2 separate regions of the Homo sapiens genome follow, and region 1 is linked to region 2. A link is a loop called in an ENCODE intact Hi-C map of the cell type or tissue named here. Cell type or tissue: endothelial cell of umbilical vein. All regions are shown on one strand. Links, peaks and the distances in the headings refer to the core of each region. The heading gives the core; the rest is flanking DNA. Region 1 overlaps SRBD1 (S1 RNA binding domain 1). Region 2 has its middle 8.0 kb from the start of PRKCE.

Region 1 (5,383 bases), core at 88-5,087, 59 kb after region 2:
GCAAGGTTTGAGATGCCCATTAGATTTCCAAGAGAATGTGTCAAAATAGTTAGCTAAATGAGTCTAGAGCTCATGTGAAAGAGAGTCAGGGATAGAAATGTGAAATTGGCTTTCTTGTCAGAATTGGCATTAATCCATCAGAATGGGTGATAAGATGTAGACCTCAGGATTTAATGTGCCCCGAGAATGAGATATCCTCTATAGTCTCTGGAGTTTAGCCATTTATTTCATATGTAGTCTTGAAATTCAGTCTGTTATGTATCTGGACTTGATTTTGATAATCAGTTGATTACGATAATTCTTTAATAAATTTTCCCTGTTTTTTACCCCAGTTTCTGTCAGATCTTGGGCATTCAGGGTTGAAATAATAATAAAACGTACTCCTTTTGTTCTTTACTTTGAAAGAGCTGCTTAGGGTTTGGGAAGCTACTAAAATTGGATTTTATTCTTTCTCTTTTCCGGGCTGACTTTTGTAAACTTTTCTGTTTAACTGTACATTTTGCTAAAACCTGTAGACTTAAAAATAATTAAATATTTAAATAATTAATCATCTTTTAATATTATTGTAAATATTAGTATTTTAATATTATAATTAACATCAATTTTAATATGTATTTAAAATAATTTCAAATATCTTAATATTTATAATATTTTAAAATAATTAAATATTTAAAAATTTTTAAATATTTTAATATTTATAATTTAAAATAATTAAATATTTAAAAAATTTTAAATATTTTAATAATTATATTTTAAAATAATTAAATATTTAAAAAATTTTAAATATTTTAATATTTATAATTTAAAATAATTAAATATTTAAAAATTTTTAAATATTTTAATATTTATAATTTAAAATAATTAAATATTTAAAATAATTTTAAATATTTTAATATTTATAATTTAAAATAATTTTAAATATTTTAATATTTATAATTTAAAATAATTAAATATTTAAAATACCAATGATTTTAAATAAATAATATTTTAAAACAAATATTTTAAAAAATAATTAATTGCCTGTTTCGGTGGTTCATGCCAGTAATCCCAGCACTTTCGGAGGCTGAGACGGGAGGATTGCTTGGGCCCAGGTATTTGAGACCAGCTTGGGCAATGTAGTAAGACCTCATTTCCACTAATAAAAAAAAAAAAATTAGCCAGGTGTGATGGCGTGGCTTGTAGTCCCAGCTATTTGGAGGCTGAGGCTGGAGGATCAGTTGAGCCTGCGAGTTCAAGGTTGCATTGAATCACAGTTGTGCCACTGCACTCCAGCCTGGGTGAAAGAGCGAGACACTGTCTCAAAAAAATAAAAAAATTAAAAAGTAATTAATTAGCTTGAAGATGTTGTATTTGTGCATGATACAAAATTCAAAAGATATAGAAGGGTCTTCCAACTCTAACCCTCACCCAACCAATTACCTTTTTATTTCCAGATCTTGTGAATCATTTCATATTAGTTCATATAGAGCTGCCTCAGATTCTTAAATGCTTGCATGGTATTTAGTATGGGCATAACATATTTTCCAGTTCCTCCATTGTAAACTTAGGTTTTTGCTCACCTTTACTCTGCTAGGGACAGTTCTTCAAAAAAAAATTATTATAAATAATATTTTCTAGAGGCATGTATATGTTATGATAAATTTCCAGTAGTAGAATTGCTGCTGGGCCAAAGTTTGTTTATGCATTGTAAATTTTCATAGATATTGCCAAATTGCTCACTAGCAATGACTAAAAATGGCTTTCCTTTGCTCTCATGCTGACAAAGTGAGTTACCAACTCCTTGCTTTGCTACCAATATGAGAGATGAAAAGTATATCATTGCATCATTAAAAAGTGCCCTCATTGAACACTGGAATTTGAATGATACAGTGGTTTGGATTAGATTTTATTGAATTTGTGAAATGGCTATTTTACCATTATGATTGTCAATGGATACATGTATTTTATATGGCTTTCTTTTTTTTAAAAAACTATAGCAAGTAGTTTCTAAGTCACTGGAGAACATTATTTGATACTATGTTTTAAATTATACATGATATAGATGTTTAATTTTCAGCATTTTAAATCACTAAGTATCTTTAATTTGCAGGTTTTATCTGAGAGAACTAATATTGAACCTTGGGTTTGTGCCAACATCATTCGTCTCTTTAATGATGATAACACAATTCCCTTCATTATACGTTATAGAAAAGAGCTCATTAATAACCTTGATGCTGATTCCTTGAGAGAAGTTCAGCAAACCCTAGAAGAGCTACGGTAAGAAACCTAAAAAAGAATAAGCCTAGTGTAAGGGGAAAAGGCCAATGAGGAACAGTGAGAAAGTGAATGACGGTATATTTGACAATTTCAACATTTTGTTTCCTTGAATTATTGTAATCTGGATATAGTCCTCTTTATTTAGCGAGTGTATGGAGTCCCTCTGCTGGTGTGTTTATGCATAGCTTGAGCATGTATTAGCAAAAAGGTCATTTGCAGTAAAAGTGTGTGCCTCAGAGTTTGACTGTCATCTTCTTTCATAGAAAAGGTTGGGCATAATGGCAAAATTAGGACTGCCAGCAGGAAACTCAGAAAGTACATTTTATTCTAACTCTTTTAACCACTCACATAAATCTGTCCTTTTAATTTCATAAAGTTCCTAAGTGGAGAGTTCTTTGGCAGTATAGAGTTTGGTAGGAAATATGTATATTTCCTTTTCCCATCTTTTTTTTTTTTCGGAGACAGAGTCTTGCTCTGTCGCCTGGGCTGAAGTGCAGTGGTGCAATCTCAGCTCACTACAATCTCTGTATCCCAGGCTCAGGCGACTCTCCTGCCTCAGCCTCCCGAGTAGCTGAGATTACAGGAATGCGCCACCACGCCCCACTAATTTTGTATTTTTAGTAGAGACAGGGTTTTGCCATGTTGGCCAGGCTGATTTTGAACTCTTGGCCTTAAGTGATCCACCCGCCTTGGCCTCCCAAAGTGCTGAGATGATAGGCTTGAGCCACCATGCCCAGCCTTTTTCCCATACTTTTAATGGTTATGGTAATTTAACAATAGTGGATTGTAAGTTTTGTATGGTTACAGAATGGAAAGTACCTTTTTAAAAAAATTATGCCTCTGGACTCACTGCTAATAACTGAGAAATATGTGTACAAAGACTACAAGACTGACCATATTATTCGATAGGGTTTATTAAAACACTTCACTGCTTATGCATTTATTGCATGTCTCCCATGGGCACTGTGTTAATGTGTACATTCTTCAAGTGTACAAAAAAGATCTGATTAAAATTGGATTATCATTCTACTATGAAGCCATTTTAAAAGTATTAAGGGTAATTTTTATAACAAGCTTGACAAGCTTTCTGTTATTTTGGGGGAACTTGCATCTCACTTTTCTACCTCTTGACGTTCTTTTAGTGTCAGGAGAATTAAAGTGCTAATATGTGGAAAGTTATACTTCATTGAGAGGCAGAATCAATTTGCCAATGTAAAAATATAAATGACTAAATCAAATAGTCTCAGATGCAAATGTTCCAGAGCCAGGCTAGGATAATCAAGCATGGGGAATAAGAATTGGAGATTACAAACCCTGTCTAAGAGGGGCAACCCTTGCTCGTCTCCAGTAGATTACTGTCATGCAGGGTTGTCTGCCCAGTTTGCTGGTTCTTCCTGTTTCTGAAAAGAAGCTGGTAATTTGAGTTTTTACGTAACAAATTTCTAGGCCAAACAAAACCACTCTTGACCACACCTAGAAGGCCAGCAGTTTGCAAATTCTGAAGTAAGCTTTCTGTTTGGTTGAAGGCAAGGTAATTAAGAAAGTCTGAGGGTTTTGGATCTGAAATTGGAGAAAGCCTCACAAGCAAGAAAAGCTTGCTTAAAAAATTAAAGGGTAGTCTAACAATATTTGGTTGTATGGGAGACAAATAGGAGCTGTATATCAAGAATATTATTATTTTCTTTTTCTTTAAAAAACCCTTCTATTGCAAAAGAATTCCATTCTCTGGGTTTCTATGAATAGGGGAATACATTGAATATTAGTAGAGGAGTGAATATTCCTTGAAGTAAGTGGGGGCATTGACTGGAACTTAAGAGATCTTTTTCTATAATACAGAAATTTCTTTCTGGTAATGAGATATGATCTTTATTTTTTCTTGAGCTCAGCATTTTCTATAACTAGAGCATTGATTTTCAATTTGTTAATTGCTACCCCTACATGAGAAGTAAAACCAATTTAATAAGTCATACCACTTAAAAAATGAAATAGTGAATAGAAAATACAAGAGTACATTTATGTGGTAAAGGCAAATATTGTTTCATGAAATGTTTCAATTATGTAGCATCTATATGTATGTATACTGGGTTGCAACGTAAAACATTTTTAAATTCACTGTTGAAAAGTGAATTAAAGAGTATGATTCTGGATAGTAAGAAAAGTTTTCTGTATTTTTCTCTAAAGATAATTCTCTTCTTCCTTATATGCAGGCTAATAGGACAAAAGGAATTGGCTTTTTGTTAAAATGACCTGGTAGGCTTTAGCCCTTGAAAACAGTCTTGGGCTACCATGACTATAGAAGACATACAGGTTGTAATCTAAGTACTGCATATTCTTCTTTTTAATTTATATTCTTCTCTTTAATTTATAGTCTTCTGCCTTTAGTTTTTTTTTTTTAATTTACAAGTAGATTTAATTTTCTTTTCCATCGATCATTTTGAATAAATCATATTATCATCTCTAACTTTTGCCCATCATTTTAGCAATACCATTATTAGGCAGATTCTATAAATAGGAGGTAATACAATAGGATGAGAAGCATTAACTGTAACAACAGGATTGTATATTCACAGTGAAAACCTGTTGTAAAGTGGGGGAACTACTGTGCCCACCCTTCCTTTTGTCGTTAGTTGTTTAGTGATCCCTGTAAATTGATTCCTGGAATCAACTTTTCTACATGGAATCCTGGTTCTTTTTAGTGGGGAATGGTATTTGGAAACCAATTATGGGTGCTAGGTGTGCCCATCCTGAGCAGTGATACTCCAGTAGCAATGAGCATATCTAGTACCTATACCTTGGTTTTTAAGTATCATTCTTCTGATTCCAGGGCTGGGGCAGGGAAACTAGAAGATAAGCCTGAAATATCATATGCCAGAGAATAAGGAAGTGCTCGCAGAATGACAGATACATGTCAAAAGGACACAGAAGCTAGCTTGAAGGGGTTACTTTTGGCCAAATCTGGAAAAATTTGAACATTAAGATAAATGATAGCAATGGATTGTAGCACTAAGTAAAATAAAAAACCATTAAATCTATAGTGATATAAATAAATCAGTGAATAAATTCAAAGTTTAATGAGGAATGGGATAATTATATAGTCTCAAAGTACCTCTCCACAAAATACTTATAA
Region 2 (5,383 bases), core at 55-5,054:
TAGCGTCATTCTCACTTCTGGATCCAGGCTGGCTAAAAAGTTACCATCTGGAACATGGCTGGTCATGGGCAGAGAGAAAAAGGATGTCTGGAGGGTCTTACACAGGCAATTAAATAGTCCACCTGGTGGCTCATGCCTGTAATCCCAGCATTTTGGGAGGCCCTGGGTAGCAAAACCTCATCTCTACAAAATAAAATAAAATTAAATTAAATTAAAAAAACATAGCTGAGCATGGTGACGGGTGCCTGTAATCCCTGCTACCTGGGAGGCTGAGGTGGGAGAATTGCTTGAGGAGGCTGCAGTGAGCCAAGATTGTGACACTGCACTTCAGCCTAGGCAACAGAGCCAGACCCTGTCCCCCACCTGCCCCCCACCCAAAAAAATCCATCTGGAAGTGCTAAATATCATTTGTGCCCACTAATTGTTAGCTAGAACCAGTCTCAGATCCCGCCTTCCCCAACCACAGGGTCTGGGAAGTTCTACCATCTGTACTGTCAAGGAGCATGGAATGTTTGGTGAATAGCACTGAAGACTGCCATAGACACTATTCTCAAATGACAGGTGCAGAAAGGTAATTCAAGGTGGCACACAATAAATAACAAATAATCAGCCCACTCAGAAAGCACTATAGGAACTTAGGGTAGCAATAATCACAGTAAGAGTCAGACTGTTTGACCGTCCTCCCTCCCTTTTGCTCTGGGCCACTGCATACAGAAGACTCCAGATGACATGGAGAATCCTGCCTAATATCAGAACCAGCAGCCATCCAAGCTCCTTTCCCCTCCCCGTTATATGCTTAACACCTCATGGGACGTGCAGTTCCTTAAAGCCACTTTAGAACCACGGCAGCACAAAGGAGGCATTTGGGCCCAACAGAACTGAGAAGACTTACTTGTTAAACTCTGTGGGATTTGAGGGATCACTTGGTTTGTTTAATTAATTAATTAAGTTTTTGAAATGGAGTCTTGCTTTGTCACCCAGGCTGCAGTGCGGTGGCACACAATCTCGTCTCACTGCTGCAACCTCAACCTCCCAGATTCAAGCAATTCTCCTGCCTCAGCCTCCTAAGTAACTGAGATTATAGGCACACACCACCATGCCCAGCTAATTTTTGTATTTTTTTTTAGTACAGACAGGGTTTCACCATATTGGCCAGGCTGGTCTCAAACTCCTGACCTCAAGTGATCCACCTGTCTCAGCCTCCCAAAGTGCTGGGATTACAGGCATGAGACACTGCGCCCAGACTATATTCTTTATTGTTATTAAATTCCTCTATTAAATGAGGAAACTGATACCTAGAGAAGTTAACTGACTTGCCAAAAAAAAAAAAAAAAAAAAAAACAGAAAAAAAAACCCCAAAACACTACCTAGAGGTCTAGACCCAAATCTTATACCTTATACATTGACTGTTCTTTCTACATTGCCATGCCGGAACCAAGGCAGCACTATTTAATGATAATCATGTCAATTACATTTTAATTCCTTGGAAACATTTTTATAAACCTAAGGTCTAGATTTGTTTTAATTTATTGGCTCCAAATTAAACTAGCCTTAGCACAGTGCAATATAATAATTCTTTCAATAATAATCTATACTATAATAACATAATTCTCAAGGGAACTATGATGTTGATAGAGTTCTTCCTTAAGTTGTTTGGTAATAAGAGTCTTTAAAACAAAAAGACTGAAAGACTTTGTTGTTCTTCAACTTCTATATTTTTGTGTCTCCTCTCCCAATACCAATAGAATTATTGAGGTATTTTTGGCGGATGGTTTGATGCTACCTGTAACCAAGTTTAACAGCTGTCTCCCAGGCTCCCCTGTGGATATTTTACCAATTAGCAGAATGACTGATCTGATTGTTCAGACTAGGTTATATATCTCTAGCACATTCTGGATATTTGGTGAATCCATTTTTATTTCTAATTTACCTTTCAGGATCAACAAGCTGGGGCTAAAGGGCAAGGAATATTGCCTTTTGTCACTGATAAGCATTTGCGTGTAACAGAATGTGTAACCAGAACTGCTTAAATCCACGGGTTCTGTTGCAACACATGTGTTGGAAAGCTGCGAATCTGTCCCACTTTAAGGCCCAAGTCCTCCATGCACCGGGCCTCATCCCCTAGCTGAAGCTGTAACTCCTCCCTCAACTCTCCTACCGCTTCTTCCTCACGTCTCGTTGGAGTTCCTGCCTCTCCCTAATATACTGTAGTATAGTTCTTTGGTACCTGTCTTTGATCCTGCCACTTCCCTAGAGGTCTTTAAATTTGGAGACCCAGGATGACTCATGTTGGTGCTGCTCGGTATCTTGGACATGGTAAATGCAACTTTGTGCTCTATACACATTTGAAATGAGAAGAGTGTGAAATAGTCTTCTTGTGGGTCTCTTCCCTTCTTGCCCAAATGAGTGCCTTGAGGATGGGTGGGTCTCTTCTCTCTTCTGCAACCCACCCGGCAAGCCTGCAGTGACAAAGTCGCTGCGCGCTCTGATGCCGGGCCGCACCGGGGGGCTCCAGGCCGCCCGCGCCCCACTCCGCGAGCCGACAGCGCCCTCTGGTGGACGCTGGCGCGCTCGCCCCAGTGGCTCCCGAGGCTCTCACCGCCTCCGCTGTCTCCGCTCCCTGTGGTGCCCCGCTCAGCCCCGGACCAGCCTGGGGGAAGCGACCCTTCTACGTCCTGGCCGGTCTAGTTTCTCTGTCGTCGGCTACCGGGTCCCTCAGGTCACCCCACCCCGGCCGGAGCCGGATGGAGAGGCGAAGAGAGCCTTGGGTCTAAAAAGGGGTCCGGCGAGTCCGCCTGCCATCCCGGCTTAGCGGGGGACGAAGGGTCGCAGGGTGGGGGCCAGGAGGCAGCCCCTCTCTTCTCCGCCCCAAGAGACTTCCCAAGGCCAAGGTTGGAGGGGGCGGCCGTTAGGCCTGGAGCCAGGAGAACAGAGACCCACAAGAACAGCAGAACAGAAAGCAACTGGGAGGGAGGGGAGTTAGAGGGGAGCCACAGTCCCAGGAGAATTCCTAAGGCCCCGGAGCAGAAAAGGCGGCAGACCCGGGCAAGAAGGGGACAGGCGTGGAGGGGGCTGGTCATGAGGCCGTTTGACCCAGGGTCACAGTGCAGCCACGGTGGAAAGGTGGCTCATTGTCCAGTCTAATTCAAGCTGTGTGACTTAAGTTACCTGCGCTCTGGAAGCTTCATTGGCTCTTAAGTGGAGATTAGAAGAGGCTAGGACTGCTCTGTGGATGAACGGACTATGAAAGTGTCCTGCACATAGTACATGGCCACTAGGACAACAGCGAGCTAGGGGGATAAGCCAAGAGGAAGACCACACGGCATGGGACCACTGCCGTTATCCACATGCCCCAGGCAGGCGGAGGTCAAATGCAGTCACTCGGTGTATGCCAAAACTGTGCCCCCCAACTTTTTTTTAAAGCAACTTGGCTTTTCAAAGTGAAGAATTCTGTTCTTATCGCTGCATTAGAGCCACAGGCCATCTATTTGACAGTTAAATCCAAGTTGGGTTCAGGAAAAATACAGATAAAGGATTTGTGGTCTAGGTTTGTAAGAAGCTAGAATTTGAAGGTAAAGGTATTCGAAGGGCCTTCAGACAGACCACAGAGACCACCCCTGCATTTTCCCAAACCCGAGGCTGCAGGTCAGCTCCTGAAGCTGAGGTGAGGGTTGTGGGAAGTGGCCGTACAATCCCACTGCAGGCATCGCCTCCAGGATGGGAGGTGCTGGGCATGGGAGCAGGTCAGGACCTGCTTGGAGGCTGCTTCTCGTCATCCCAGCACATAGCTGGGCTTACTTTTCTGAAAAACACAGAAGCCATCAGCTGGGTTTGCCCCCAAACCTGGCAACAGCTTAGGAAGGAAGAAAGAATGTCATTCCTCCATCCCACCAGGTATCATGGAAGCAGGTGGCTGGGCTCAGGCCTCCACCTGTCTCCTGGCCGCACCACCCAGCCCTGCTTCCCAGGGACTCTGCTCTGTGGATCACCCCTCACTTCTCTTCTCCACCCTCGTTCCCTCTACCGGTTGTTTTCCTTCAGTAAGTCTCAGCCCTTTTAAAAAAAATTGTAACCCTTCCTCACCTCACATTTCTGCCCAGCTACCACCTAACCCTCTCCTCTCTGTCCCTTGTTGTTATTTTTCAGTCTCCATTTTCTTTTCTTACTACCCACTCCCTCCTCAGCCCATATCATTGGGCTCACTGAAACATCTCTCACTTCCATGCTGCTAAAACTCATTTTTGTGGTCTGTACCTTATTTGACCACTTTCTTTGCCGCAAATGATGCTGTCTCCCCTCTCGCCTTGAAATGCTCCCTTCTTCTAGTTTCTTTTTTTGTTTGTTTGTTTTGAGACAGAGTCTTGCTCTGTTGCCCAGGCTGGAGTGCAGTGGCACCATCTCAGCTCACTGCAACCTCCACCTCCTGGGTTCAAGCAATTCTCCCGCCTCAGCCTCCAGAGTAGCTGGGACTACAGGCAAGCACCACCATGCCCGGCTAATTTTTGTATTTTTGGTAGAGACGGGGTTTCACCATGTTGGCCAGGATGGTCTCGATCTCCTGACCTCATGATCCGCCCACCTCGGCCTCCCAAAGTTCTGGGATTACAAGCGTGAGTCACCTGCCCAGCCCTTCTCCTAGTTTCAAGGACATCTGAACTCTCCAAGTTTTCTTCCTACTTGCTTGACGTCTCCTTGTCAGTTTCTTTTCTCCTCTTCCTCTGCCCATCTTTTAAATGCATCATTATGTTATAGTTACACTGCAGAATTAGTTATGTTATATTTACATATAACACAGCTAGTGTTATGTAATATGTAAATTATATGTAAGTTATGTTATATTTACATATATGTTATATATGTTATGTTATAGTTACACTGTTAAGACAATAATGTAAAAGTTATCTTGATGAATCATCAGGTGAGTGACCACAAGGTGCTGTGACTTTGAGGGAAGGAAAGATAGATCACTGAGGCCTAAAGTGGTAAGGAAAGTCCCTGTGGAAGAAGAGAGGTGGACAATGGGCATAGACAAGATGCTAGAAGTTCAGAGGTAGAGAAAAAGAATGGACATTCCTGCTGGAGTAACTTCCTACTAAATACACAGAGGGGTGAACCTAAAGATTTAATCCAATGATTTTTAAACATCTCTTTGGGGACAGCACTTTGCTAGGCATGGCATAAAATTGAAAAGAAAGATGAGAGCCCCTTGTTTAAATTTTAGTTACTATTCCCATGAAATGATTAAATAGCACTATAAGGTAGCATTTGATCGAGATAAAGACGGTAGAAAGAAGGCAGAGGTCACATGGGCTTCCTGGAAGTGGCAAAACCCACGGGCTATCATGATCTGTATGAATTAGGGTAGGCTGACTGCTCTAACACG

The links. A loop is a pair of places that touch in the nucleus more often than their neighbours do. Peaks named below come from ENCODE experiments on the same cell type or tissue, not always from the same donor. Only the 100,000 strongest peaks of a DNase experiment are listed, where the experiment ranks them.
Region 1: it touches region 2 in a loop (9-fold over the local background); 5 of 110 quality-filtered maps call a loop at or near these places.

The regions. Positions count from the first base shown.
Region 1 is chr2:45,582,481-45,587,863 of GRCh38, reverse strand. It overlaps SRBD1 (S1 RNA binding domain 1), which reads left to right. Exons shown (of 21, transcript NM_018079.5): 5 at 2,090-2,256. Among named protein-coding and RNA genes, the nearest start is that of SRBD1, 26 kb to the left of the region's middle. In endothelial cell of umbilical vein, for the core only: a CTCF peak has its summit at 2,426; a DNase peak (open chromatin) is centred at 2,423.
Region 2 is chr2:45,641,004-45,646,386 of GRCh38, reverse strand. No RefSeq gene overlaps it. Among named protein-coding and RNA genes, the nearest start is that of PRKCE, 8.0 kb to the left of the region's middle. RefSeq lists a silencer at 2,441-2,650. In endothelial cell of umbilical vein, for the core only: a CTCF peak has its summit at 2,569 (motif pointing left); a DNase peak (open chromatin) is centred at 2,546; H3K4me3 peaks cover 579 bases; H3K27ac peaks cover 203 bases.